Regions from separate parts of the Homo sapiens genome. Here region 1 is linked to region 2. A link is an interaction called in ENCODE POLR2A ChIA-PET data of the cell type or tissue named here. Cell type or tissue: IMR-90. All regions are shown on one strand. Links, peaks and the distances in the headings refer to the core of each region. The heading gives the core; the rest is flanking DNA.

Region 1 (5,303 bases), core at 101-5,100, 110 kb after region 2:
AAGACCGAGGGGCTGAGAACCGAGGAACACCAGCCCGTGTTTGCCTCTCAGGGTTGTTTAGGACTCTCTGCAGAGCGGAGAAACTGGGAGGCCATCCCAGGCACATCTAAGATGCCGGAGCCTTAAGGCTTCCTGCCCTCGTCCCTTTCGGAGAATGGGATGGCTGCAGACCCCAACCACAGTCCCAACGCCGTGAGCGGGTGGCAGCCCTCCTTTCCCTGCAAAGATCAGGGGAATCCACAGACCCTGGGGCCTTGGACTTCTCTAAGGCCAAAATGGATTTCAGGGACACGGGAGAGCCATCAGTATTTTCTCCAGCATCAAATTTGTTGAGCTTTTCCTGAAATTAATTGCTACTTCCTTCATCCAGCTCCTGCTGTCTCCTGTCCCGCAACACAAGAAGCCAGGGGCTTTCAGCAGCCACTTGGGCCGATTCCAACCTTGCAACCGTGAGGCCCCCGAGCTCGGCTTACCAGGGAGCAAGTAATAAAACCCCTCTGCCGACAGCACCACTTTCATCGTGAATAAATGAGCTCAATTACCTCCACGCAGAAAAAGGAGCGCTTCAAAGGGAAAGAGGGAAAAGGGGAGGAAGAGGGACGGAGTAGAAATAATCAGTCTTAATTAGCCTTATCTCCGAGGGAAATACATATGATAATTTTGGTACCCAAAGAGATTCAAATTAGTCTCATGCCAATCATTACATGTTAGTGGGTCTTACTGGTGATGACAGACTTGGCCGTTCCCCAGTCATTAGTTTTCTAAAAATGACTCTCCCGATGAAAAGAAAACCTGAGAAGCTCAGAAGGTGGGTTCCCCCCAATGGGTCAATCATCTTCAGAGGGGATCTGCTGGCCCAGGGGTCCCCAGGGGCCTCGACCACCCCTGCCCAGTGCAGCCCCAAGCTTCCTGCAGCCTGGACTGGCGGCCTGGAAGGCCGATGCAGGTCTCAAAGCCACGTTAGACGTTACCCTAGGGCTCCTGACTCATCTGACAAAGCCAGAGGTGGTGGGTGCTTGCACAGTCCCCTCTACCCATGAAAAAGCCAACGGCACAGATGAACTTGGTCACCCCCCAGAACAGGCTGGGGGAGGTCTGGCTGTGTGCGCTGGCCTGGTATACAGTAGGTACTATCTGCGGAGTAAAGATGGCGTCCTTGCCAACTCTTGGGAGCGTAACAGGCCCCTTTCCAGGGACCCGCGGCCACGGCTTCTTCATCTGAAGCAGGGAAGTCGACGAAGCGCCCCCCACCCAGGCCACATGGCAGGCACTGGCTCGGGGAAGGGGCGCTGACCGTGCTGGCCACTGCTACATCCAAGCTGGCCCTTCAGAGAGGCAGAGCAGCCCACTCAAGGCCGTGAGGGGCAAAGGGGAGGAAGGGGACCTGGGGAAGCTGACACAGAACAGGAATCCACTGAAAGAGCAGAGGAGGGGGCCTGGTTCAGGCCTGCTCATACCTGGAGTCGTCCCCACCCCCAAACCCAACGCAGGTGTGGGCTGTGGGAGGCGGGGGTCTCCCGCCGCCTCTGCCTGCCTGCCTGCCTTGCCCACAGCCGAGCCCCGGTATAGCCAGGAATTTAGGATTAGCATTCAGTGAGAGACAGCGGGGGGAAGAGCCCCAGACCCAGACGGCACCAACAGACAGCCACAGACTAGCAGGCGTGGGAACACCACGGGGCAGGTGACCACACTGCCTTCCTTCCACCTGCCATATGACCAGAGGGCCACCAACCTGGAGCGCAGGAAGTCAGAGCCGGGAGCACCCTTGCATCAGGCTGCCAACACCCGTGCTGGTGGTTTTCCCTCCACTTCTGATGCAGAGAACCTTGGAAGCCATCCTTCCTCTCTCTCTCTGCTCCCCTGCGCTCTTCCTGCCTGATAAATACCTGCTAATACCTCAAACCCTTGTTATAAGCTCGATAAACTTGTGCTATGTGCTGGTAACGAGCAGCTAACGATTGCTCAGGTGTTTATATTAAACAGATTAATCGAGGACACAGTCGATGGAAGAGTCTCAAAGTTATCTCCGGTATGAACCAAATCCTGCCTAATCCCAGAGAGCTTTCAAAAAAAAAAAAAAAAAGACAGACTATTCACCACTGGGACCATTGTAAACTCGCTTATCAAATGAGCCGTCATTTTGTGGAACAGCCAATCAAAGACCAAAGCAAGATGTGCGCTGAGATGCAGAGAATGTGTGTTTCTGTACCGCTCTCGGGGTGGCTCTTTATTTTTAAAAACCACCGTTGGCTACATTTGGAGTAATTCATCTTGGTGATGAGTCAGGAGGTATCAAGGAAAGAGCATCTTCAGAGGCGGGAGGATGAGTCACGAAATTTCTACGGTGACAGGGAGGCATGAAAAAACAGGATTTCAAGACCCAAATGATTAATGGCTCAATGGTTTCCACCTGGTTCCACTGTTTTACGCTAACCAATTAAGCCTGCAATCTGGAATAAAGTACTTTCACCTGAGGGCCACTTAAAAGCAACTCATGTCATTTCATGCGTTTAGGTTTTCTTTTAAGTGGATCTCACCCTGTAACCTTGTCCTACTGTTCTCCTAAAGCAGGCAGTTAAGTCGGGCAGGGAAAGTGAGTAAGCCGTGGGCTACGGTCAGGGAAGCCCCGAGCTGGCTAAGAAAGTGCCATTGCTGGCCGGACACGGTGGCTCACGCCTGTAATCCCTGCTCTCTGGGAGGCTGAGGCGGGTGGATCACTTGAAGTCAGGAGATCAAGACCAGCCTGACCAACATGGCGAAACCCCATCTCTACTAAAAATACAAAAATTAGCTGGGCGTGGTGGCCTGTGCCTGCAACCCCAGCTACTCGGGAGGCTGAGGCAGAGGAATCGCTTGAACCGAGGAGGCGGAGGTTGTAGTGAGCGAAGATTACGCCACTGCACTCAAGCCTGGACAATAGAGTGAGATCATCTCAAAAAAGTTAAAAAAAAAAAAAAAAGTACCGTTACTGAGATCATCTCAAGGTTCGTGGAGCCCACACCTGGGCCCAGCGCCCATCCTCCAGCTGTTTTCCCCGGAGGGAAGTAAACAGAGGAAACCACCTGAGACCCTCGGCCATGTGACCTGGGGACATGTACACAAAGCCAGGGTGAGCCCGGGCACCTACCAGTGAAGTCCTCGAAGCACTCGCAGGTGTAGCCGCCCTCGCGGCTGCGGCAGCGGCCGTTGGCGCCGCACGGGTCGGAGTAGCAGAGGTCGATCTCCGTCTCGCAGTAGTCGCCGGTGAAGCCGGGCGGGCAGCGGCAGCGCAGGCCGTTGATGGGGTGGATGGGCCGGAAGAGCACGGTGGTGGAGCTGAGGAAGGGCGCGGAGCTGTCGAATCGCAGAACGGACACGCACTTCATGTAGTTCTCGCAGGGCTCGCGCAGGCAGATGTTGTCGTCGAAGGGCAGCACGCGCTGCGTGGAGATGGTGGTCAGCAGCGTCCGATTCAGGTAGATCTGCTCCTGCAGGTCCTCCGACGGGAAGAACTGGCCGCGGACGCCGCCAGGCAGCAGCGCCGAGAAGGTCACGTTCAGGATGTTGGAGCTGACGTCGGTGTCGTTCTGGACGTTGAAGACGAAGACGTCGTCCTTGGTGGTGGACAGCACGGCGGCCACCCCCTCCACGAAGAGGGCCAGCAGCGGGGACAGGAACTTCTCCTGGGACATGTTCTCCAGGCGGACAGTGATGCTGTTGGTCAGCATGTCGTCCGTGATGATGGTGACACGCAGGGTGCAGAAGGCCGTGACGCTGTGGATGCCATCTGCAGACACAAGGAAAGTCAGGGTCATTCAGATGCTGCGGGAGTCACAGGTCCTATAGGCCCCATCCCAGGAGCAGCCTCAGGCATGCTTGGCAAAGGAGAAGAGAGCCTGGGCATCCCCACTCCCCATTCCCCACCCATGACCACCACCTTGACCCTTCCTCCTTCAGCACCCTGGCCCCTGCCCCCCATGACCACCACCTTGACCCTCCCTCCTCCGGCACCCTAACCCCTGCCCTGGCTTCCTAAAGCACAGCTCCGATCACATCTTTCTCTGGCTCCGAATCCCTCAGAGGGCCCCAAGGTGCTCAGCAGGGCACCCTGACGACCACCAGGATTCAGCCCCTCACTGCCTGAAACTCCTCACACGCTTTGGTTCCAGCCACATGAGGACTTGAAGCCCCCTTCTACCTCCTCTGCACCTGCCCTGGCCTCCAGGGATCCCACCCTGCCCAACCTCCCAACAGTTCTTCCTGTCCTCGCAGCTCAGCTCAAACTCTGCAGTGCCTGGCAAGCCCGCCCTGGTCCTGCCCAGGCGACATCCCCACCGACGTGCTGTGCTGAGGGTCCCACTTAGCTCGGCTGTACCCCACGCAACTCCACATGCCCAGCACACAGGAGGGGCCGAGGAGCACCGCTTTACAAAGACACACAGCAGCCTCTCAGCCAGCAGTAAACACATCATCAAGTGAGGTACTTAGGAGTCTGAGGCCAAGACGGTGGAGCACCTTGGTTGCAAAGTCGCATGCATCATCGGTTCCAGGCCCAGAATTGGATGAGACGTTCAGGGGGTGGGTCATGGGTACCAGTGGCTCCCAGGGACGGAGCAGCGGCCCCTGCCCAGGGGCCCTCACCTGCCACCTCCAGGCCCGGGCTCAGATGTGGGGTGGGATTTGCAGAATAGCCTGCCAAGTCCAGGTCCTCCAGGCCTGGCTCGGATTCTGTGTTCCAGGAGCCCCCACCCCATCCCACCCCATGAGGCCCCCTGCCCATGGCCCCCACAAGAGCTCCCACCCTGGTTTCCATGGAGCGTGGGGCCCCTGTCACCCCTCAGAGTCCTGGGCCTCAGTAACTGCCCCAGTCAGGAGGACAGGAGCTGGGCAGGGAGCCAGAGAGGGCCAGGCCCTCCTCCCTCTCATTCTGGGGACTGTGAGGAAGTGTCTGGGCCTTTGGAGGGTGATGAGGCCCAGAGGCCACCTTGTCACCCCGAGCCCGGCAACACACCCGACAAGGCACAGCGGCACGCGGGGATCCCAAGAGGAAACGGAACAAGAGCAGCAGGTGGCTCCGCACCCGGCGCTTTCCCAGCACCAGGAGCCACCAGTCACATCTGGGAGGGACCTGGAGTCAGGTAATTTGTCTAAACAACAAAGAAATGCAACCACTGCAGAAGCCACAGATGCGTGCAGGTGCAGTGGACCCAAGATCCCAAGAGATTCTAACAGAACCAGCACCACCCCCAGTTCACAGGTGAGGAAAACGGAGGCAGAAGCCAAATTTCACACCCAGAAACGCAGGCCCGGCTGGGGATGCCCAG
Region 2 (5,303 bases), core at 220-5,219:
GTACTGATGCGTTCTGTTGAGTGCGTTTGGCATGTGGGAATTGTGATGGTGCACAGTGTCTTGGCCTTCACTGGGTTTTGTAGGCACACTAAGGTTTCCATTTCATTCTTCTTCAGTTGCCCTGGCCCAGCCTGGGTCTCTGGGTAGAGCACCTGCAGGGGCAGTGGACGGCCTGGGCTCAGGGTCGGTCAGCACCTGAGACCAGCGCTCCTAGGCCTGGCCTGTGACTGGGCTGATTTTCCCCCACACAGCGTGCTACCACCGGCCTGGCAGAGCCAGCACGGCAGCCGGCGTGTCAGTGAGGCTCCAGCACAGGCAGCCTCCTCCAAATGTTGTTCATTCCTTTCTGTGCTTTTTCCTCTATAGCAGTTCAGTTAGGGTCGCCAGCTTGCTTTTTTGAAAATCATAGATTTTTAGTTTGTTTTAAAATGACGCAGAACTAGGAGAAAATGCAAATGGCTCCTAGTTTTCTGAGGCTTTTACACACATGCAGTGTTTGACTGCAGTTAGTTTGGGATTGAAAGTGGACTCTGAGGCCAGGTGCGGTGGCTCATGCCTGTAATCACAGCACTTTGGGAAGCCAAGGCAGGCGGATCATGAGGTCAGGAGTTCCAGACCAGCCTGGCCAACATGGTGAAACCCCATCTCTACTACAAATACAAAAAAAAAAGTTAGCCGAGTATGGTGGCACATGCCTGTAGTCCCAGGTACTCTGGAGGCTGAGACAGGAGAATCACTTGAACCCAGGAGGCGGAGATTGCCGTGAGCCGAGATGTGCCACTGCACTCCAGCCTGGGCGACAGAGCGAGACTCCATCTCAAAAAAAAAAAAAAAAGTGGACTCTGGAAAGTGCTCTGCTTCCGTGGCGACTGGTCGGCTGAACTTGGTCTCACTTGTCACTCAGTTCTGCTGTTTGTACCTGCCAAGTAAGGGAGGGGGACTCGGGAGGCTGGGCAGCCTCCAGCCCCACCGCCTCCACCTGCATCACTTTGGGCGAGTCATATGTGATGAACTGGGCCGGCTCCAGTCTCCCCTCTGTAACGTGGGGAGAATTCTCCCTCTCACGGCTAACGTGGGAATCGGCAGATGGAAAACACTAGCTACGCAGAGTGTGTACTGTACACGTGGCTCTGCCAAGCCAGGAAGGGTAGGTGTGCTGTCTGACCGTCACGGCATGTGGCGTGCTCTGAGTGTAACTCGAAAGGAGAAGTTTATGAGAAAGATTGAAAGAAGCCAGAAAACTGACGTTCGTCTTAGTTTTTTGCCATTGATCATTGAACTCGAGAGTGGAGAACTGGACGGTTCTAAGCCAGGTTTACTCACACCTCTGCTCCGTTGCCTTAAAGCCAGAAATGGTTCTTTACAATCACATAGGGAATGTCGGAGGAACTGCAGGGTCACCTAACAGATGTCAGCTGAGACTCTCAACAAAAAAACGTTTTTACCAAGAAAGCTAATGCCTTCACAGGTAGGGCGCTGCTGGAGGCATGTGCTGGCCGCCGGGCAGTGAACCTGGAAAGTGTAGAGTCCTTGAAACCACTGTGGCACGAACACATCCTGTGGTTGTTGGAAGAAGGCACAGCTGACACTATATCAGTGGAATTTTCTGCCAGCAACTAGCTTACTCCATTTTCCAAGATTTGGCTGAATTTATTTTAGGTGTTTTTTTTTTTTTTTCTTATCACTTGAGAACATTTTTTCATGTGATGTTTCATCTTTGAAAATATTATAATCTGAAGTATGAGCTGGAATAATTTCTTTGTCATGTAAAATCCTTGTTTTTTTTTTTGGAGGTGCGAATTTTTCTTACATTAACCCGTGGTGGTCTTTTCCCTAGTAGTTGCTATTGAGTGTTGATGTCTGCCTCTGACAGGCTAGGGGTAGTCTGTCTAAGTGAACAGAAGGACATTGTTGAAAGTGAAGTATCATTATTTTTATTCCTGCATCGTCTTTTGTTCTTTATTCTTGGCAGCGGTAAAACTCCTCCAGGCAGCTGACAGCTTTAAAGACCAGACCTTCTTTCTCAGCCAGGTTTCCCAGGATGCCCTGAGGAGAACCATCTTCCCTCTGGGGGGATTAACGAAAGAGTTTGTAAAGAAAATCGCTGCTGAGAATAGACTTCATCATGTGCTTCAGAAGAAAGAGGTACGAGTGAGCAGTTGCCTTTGATTAGTGCCTGTTTCCCTTTCCCGACTGCATGGCACGGAGCAGCTGGACCTGTGGGTCCCGCACCACTTCCCCTTCTCCAGGACCTAACATCAAAGGCGGGCCTTGGAGCAATAGATGGAGGAGTTTGCTGAGGCGCACGGTACAGGGCTCTGCTGACATCGGGAGCAGCCTATACGAGACTCCTTGCTTTTTTCCTCTCCTCTGCCCCTATGTGGTAGGCAGCTTTCCCCACAGCCTTAGCAGCTGGTGGGGTGCTCTTGGGATGGCCTGCCTGCCAGGTGAGTGCCAGGCAGTGTGATGCAGCCCCGAGACCCCTGGAGGGGCAGGTGCTGTGCCGCCGTCTGCACACTCATGTGCCCTGTCACCCGCTTGCCCGGCACAGACTCGTTCGGTGCCATCTGTTCGGGCGCTGTGCTGCTGGGCCGCGAGGAATTGGTGACGCGCACACAGTTCCATCTTCGCCTCCATGGAGCCCGCCCGCGAGTGGGGGACACAGGCAGGAGGCCAATCAGTGTAAACCTAGAAAATGTCTACGGAGGGAGGTGTAGGACCCTGGGTGGGAAGCACCAGTGGGGTCTGAGAGTAGGGAATGGAGATGCCAAAAACGGCCTCAAAAGAAGTCACATGGAACCTGAGACCTGAAGGAGGAGAGGATCCGGTGTCCCAGAGAGGGCTGGGAAAGTCCAGATGAGGGAACGGCAGTGCAAAGGCCTTGAGGCGAGGAGAAGCCAGGGAGCCGCTGTGGGGGTGCCTGCCTGTGGCCCCAGCTCCTCAGGAGGATCGAGCGCACCCAGGAGTTTGAGGACAGCCTGGGCAACACAGCGAAACTCGTCTCAAAAAGAGAGAACCCGGAGTGTTGGCGGAACTAGGATGAAGCCCGTGGGAGGGCCTTGGGGATGGAGGGCGAGGGCGCTGTGGGATGAGCCTCACCTCTTCAGGGGCCAGTGCGGTGGGAGCTGTTGCTCCTTCGTGTCTCTTCCTGGTAATGGAAACGGCCATACCTTTCATCAGAGCCATCTTCCCTGAAGAGCACGCCCACCGCCCGTCCTCCTCTCCTCTTGTTTTCCGTTTCCGGTGTCGCTCTGTGGTGGGAGCCGCAGGGATGGAAGGGCAGTCTTGAGAGACACAAACCAGAGTAAACGATGCAGCCCCTGATGGGGCCACGGTGGAGAGCGCACGCCACCCAGGCTCCCCAGCTAGGGCAGATGTGCTTGAGGAAGGCGCCTCTCTCCTCTGACTCCCCTGGAGCCCTCCCCTAAGGCCTTAGCTTCAGGCCTGGCTTTCCTGCTACCTGCCCCTTCTCTGGTCCCTGTCTCTCCCCCACTCCTCGCAGGACAGTGGCCTGAAGGACCTGACCGGGTTCTGCTTTCTTCCCCGGGGCAGCTGGTGTGAGGGTCTCCCGCGCAGGGTCAGACCCCGCGGGCCGAGACAATGAGGCGTTCTCTAAGGCTCTGGCATCGTGTGCGCCGGCTGTGACTGGCGGCCGAGGGTGCCGGTGGGCAGCCGGGCCCCTACCCTGGAAGCAAAGTGTGGGGTGAGGCCGGGAGGCCCCAGGGCCCGCTCAGGACGTCTGGGTACAGCTTGGGCCACCGCCACTTCTGCTCCTCTCACGGCTGCCGTCTTCTCATTTCAGAGCATGGGCATGTGTTTCATCGGGAAGAGGAATTTTGAACATTTCCTTCTTCAGGTGCGTGCTGCTCTTTGACACAAAGAGATGGGGCTGCGTGTCTGCCCTGGGCCTAGATCTCCGTCGGTAATGACATGTTTGTTTTCCAGTATCTGCAGCCTCGACCTGGTCACTTTATTTCCATAGAAGACAATAAGGTTCTGGGAACACATAAAGGTGAGGTGCAGACTCTGCCACTTGTCATCTGAAATGCCTAGAGCTGTGGCGTTTCAGCTCTGGGAGACTAGACCAGAGTTCCTGTCGTCCCTTCCACTTGGCTGGAGAATTGTAGAAGGCTCTGTGGGGCGGCCGGGGGCGGGCACGGCCTAGGGTGGAACAGTTGCCTTGATGGTGGCTGGGTGCACTTCCAGATGTGGCCTCAGCTGAGATGCTGGAGTTCATGAAAAGCGCGCCTCTGACTTGGAAGGACTATACTCTGTGAGTTACGTATCAAGTCCCTGTAAAAAGAATGATTTCCTTCCTGTGTAAGGAAAATGTTAAACTACACAAAACTCCACTCTGATTCAGGGAGTAAGGTGGACGTCCCGGCATGGTGTGAATGATTAAGGACCACATGCAGCGATGGGATCAGGCGTCCGCGCTGGCCAGAGTGCTGCTCGCTCATGTGCAGACCCTTACTGCGGTGAGGCCTGCGTGAGCCTGTGCTGTGCCTGGTGTCAGGGGACAGGCTCCGAGTCAGTCACAGTGTGCAGTCCTGCTGTGGGGACAGAGTGCAGCCATTGTTGGGTTAGTACAGTGGCGGGGATGTGCCTGCCGGCGTGATGATCAGGCAGGTCTTGACACAGCACAGACCTGAGCTGTGGGACTGGCCAGGAGAGCCAGGCTGCAGCTCAGGTGTAGGGCGTCTTGCAGTGAATTGCACTTGGAGATCTTCCACCTCTTGTGGAGGGGAGACGGCAGGCGGAGCCGGGGCTAGGCATTCCTGAGACAGGTGGAGGTGACAGCTTTGCTTGGGACAGAACTGCCAGACAGGATTGCCCATGTATCTGCCAGCCCTGGCCCCAGCAGGAGCCAGTTGGATGACTCATGGCTTCCACCTGCAGTTCACTTCACTGAAGAAGGCTGCCGGCCCAGGCCACGTGGTAAATCCCATGAGGTTCTCTCTGCCTGTGTGCCCCACTGCAGGGGAGGGAGGCAGTGAGTTTGCCATCTGCTGTGTGACATTGTGAGGGTGCGCAGAGCAGCTGGGGGTAGCCCTGATGCAGTTACTGCATTAGATGGACACTGTGAAGACGTGCAGCTATGTCATGGGCTCAGCAAGAAGGGCCCCTGGCGTCACACAGGGCACCCAGCCGCATCCTGGGCCTAGGGTCAGGGGCTCCTACAGCTGGAACCTGCACCTTCTGGGGCACAAGGTGCCTTCTTTGTGGCCACCACACCCCATGTCCAGCCCAGGCCTGGACAATGATGAGATGTGCTCAGGTGCTTGGTCAGGGCTGGCTTTGGT

What was found. Peaks named below come from ENCODE experiments on the same cell type or tissue, not always from the same donor. Only the 100,000 strongest peaks of a DNase experiment are listed, where the experiment ranks them.
Region 1: POLR2A ChIA-PET joins it to region 2 with 6 read pairs; 4 of 35 experiments call an interaction of 5 or more read pairs at or near these places.

The regions. Positions count from the first base shown.
Region 1 is chr22:46,460,580-46,465,882 of GRCh38, forward strand. CELSR1 (cadherin EGF LAG seven-pass G-type receptor 1) reads right to left here. Exons shown (of 35, transcript NM_001378328.1): 2 at 3,128-3,766. Among named protein-coding and RNA genes, the nearest start is that of CELSR1, 74 kb to the right of the region's middle. RefSeq lists enhancers at 2,059-3,258, 2,784-3,290. In IMR-90, for the core only: no CTCF peak of the experiment used is centred there; a DNase peak (open chromatin) is centred at 2,322; H3K27me3 peaks cover 726 bases.
Region 2 is chr22:46,348,319-46,353,621 of GRCh38, forward strand. TRMU (tRNA mitochondrial 2-thiouridylase) reads left to right here. Exons shown (of 11, transcript NM_018006.5): 5 at 1,973-2,145; 6 at 3,803-3,856; 7 at 3,946-4,012. Among named protein-coding and RNA genes, the nearest start is that of TRMU, 15 kb to the left of the region's middle. In IMR-90, for the core only: no CTCF peak of the experiment used is centred there; no DNase peak of the experiment used is centred there.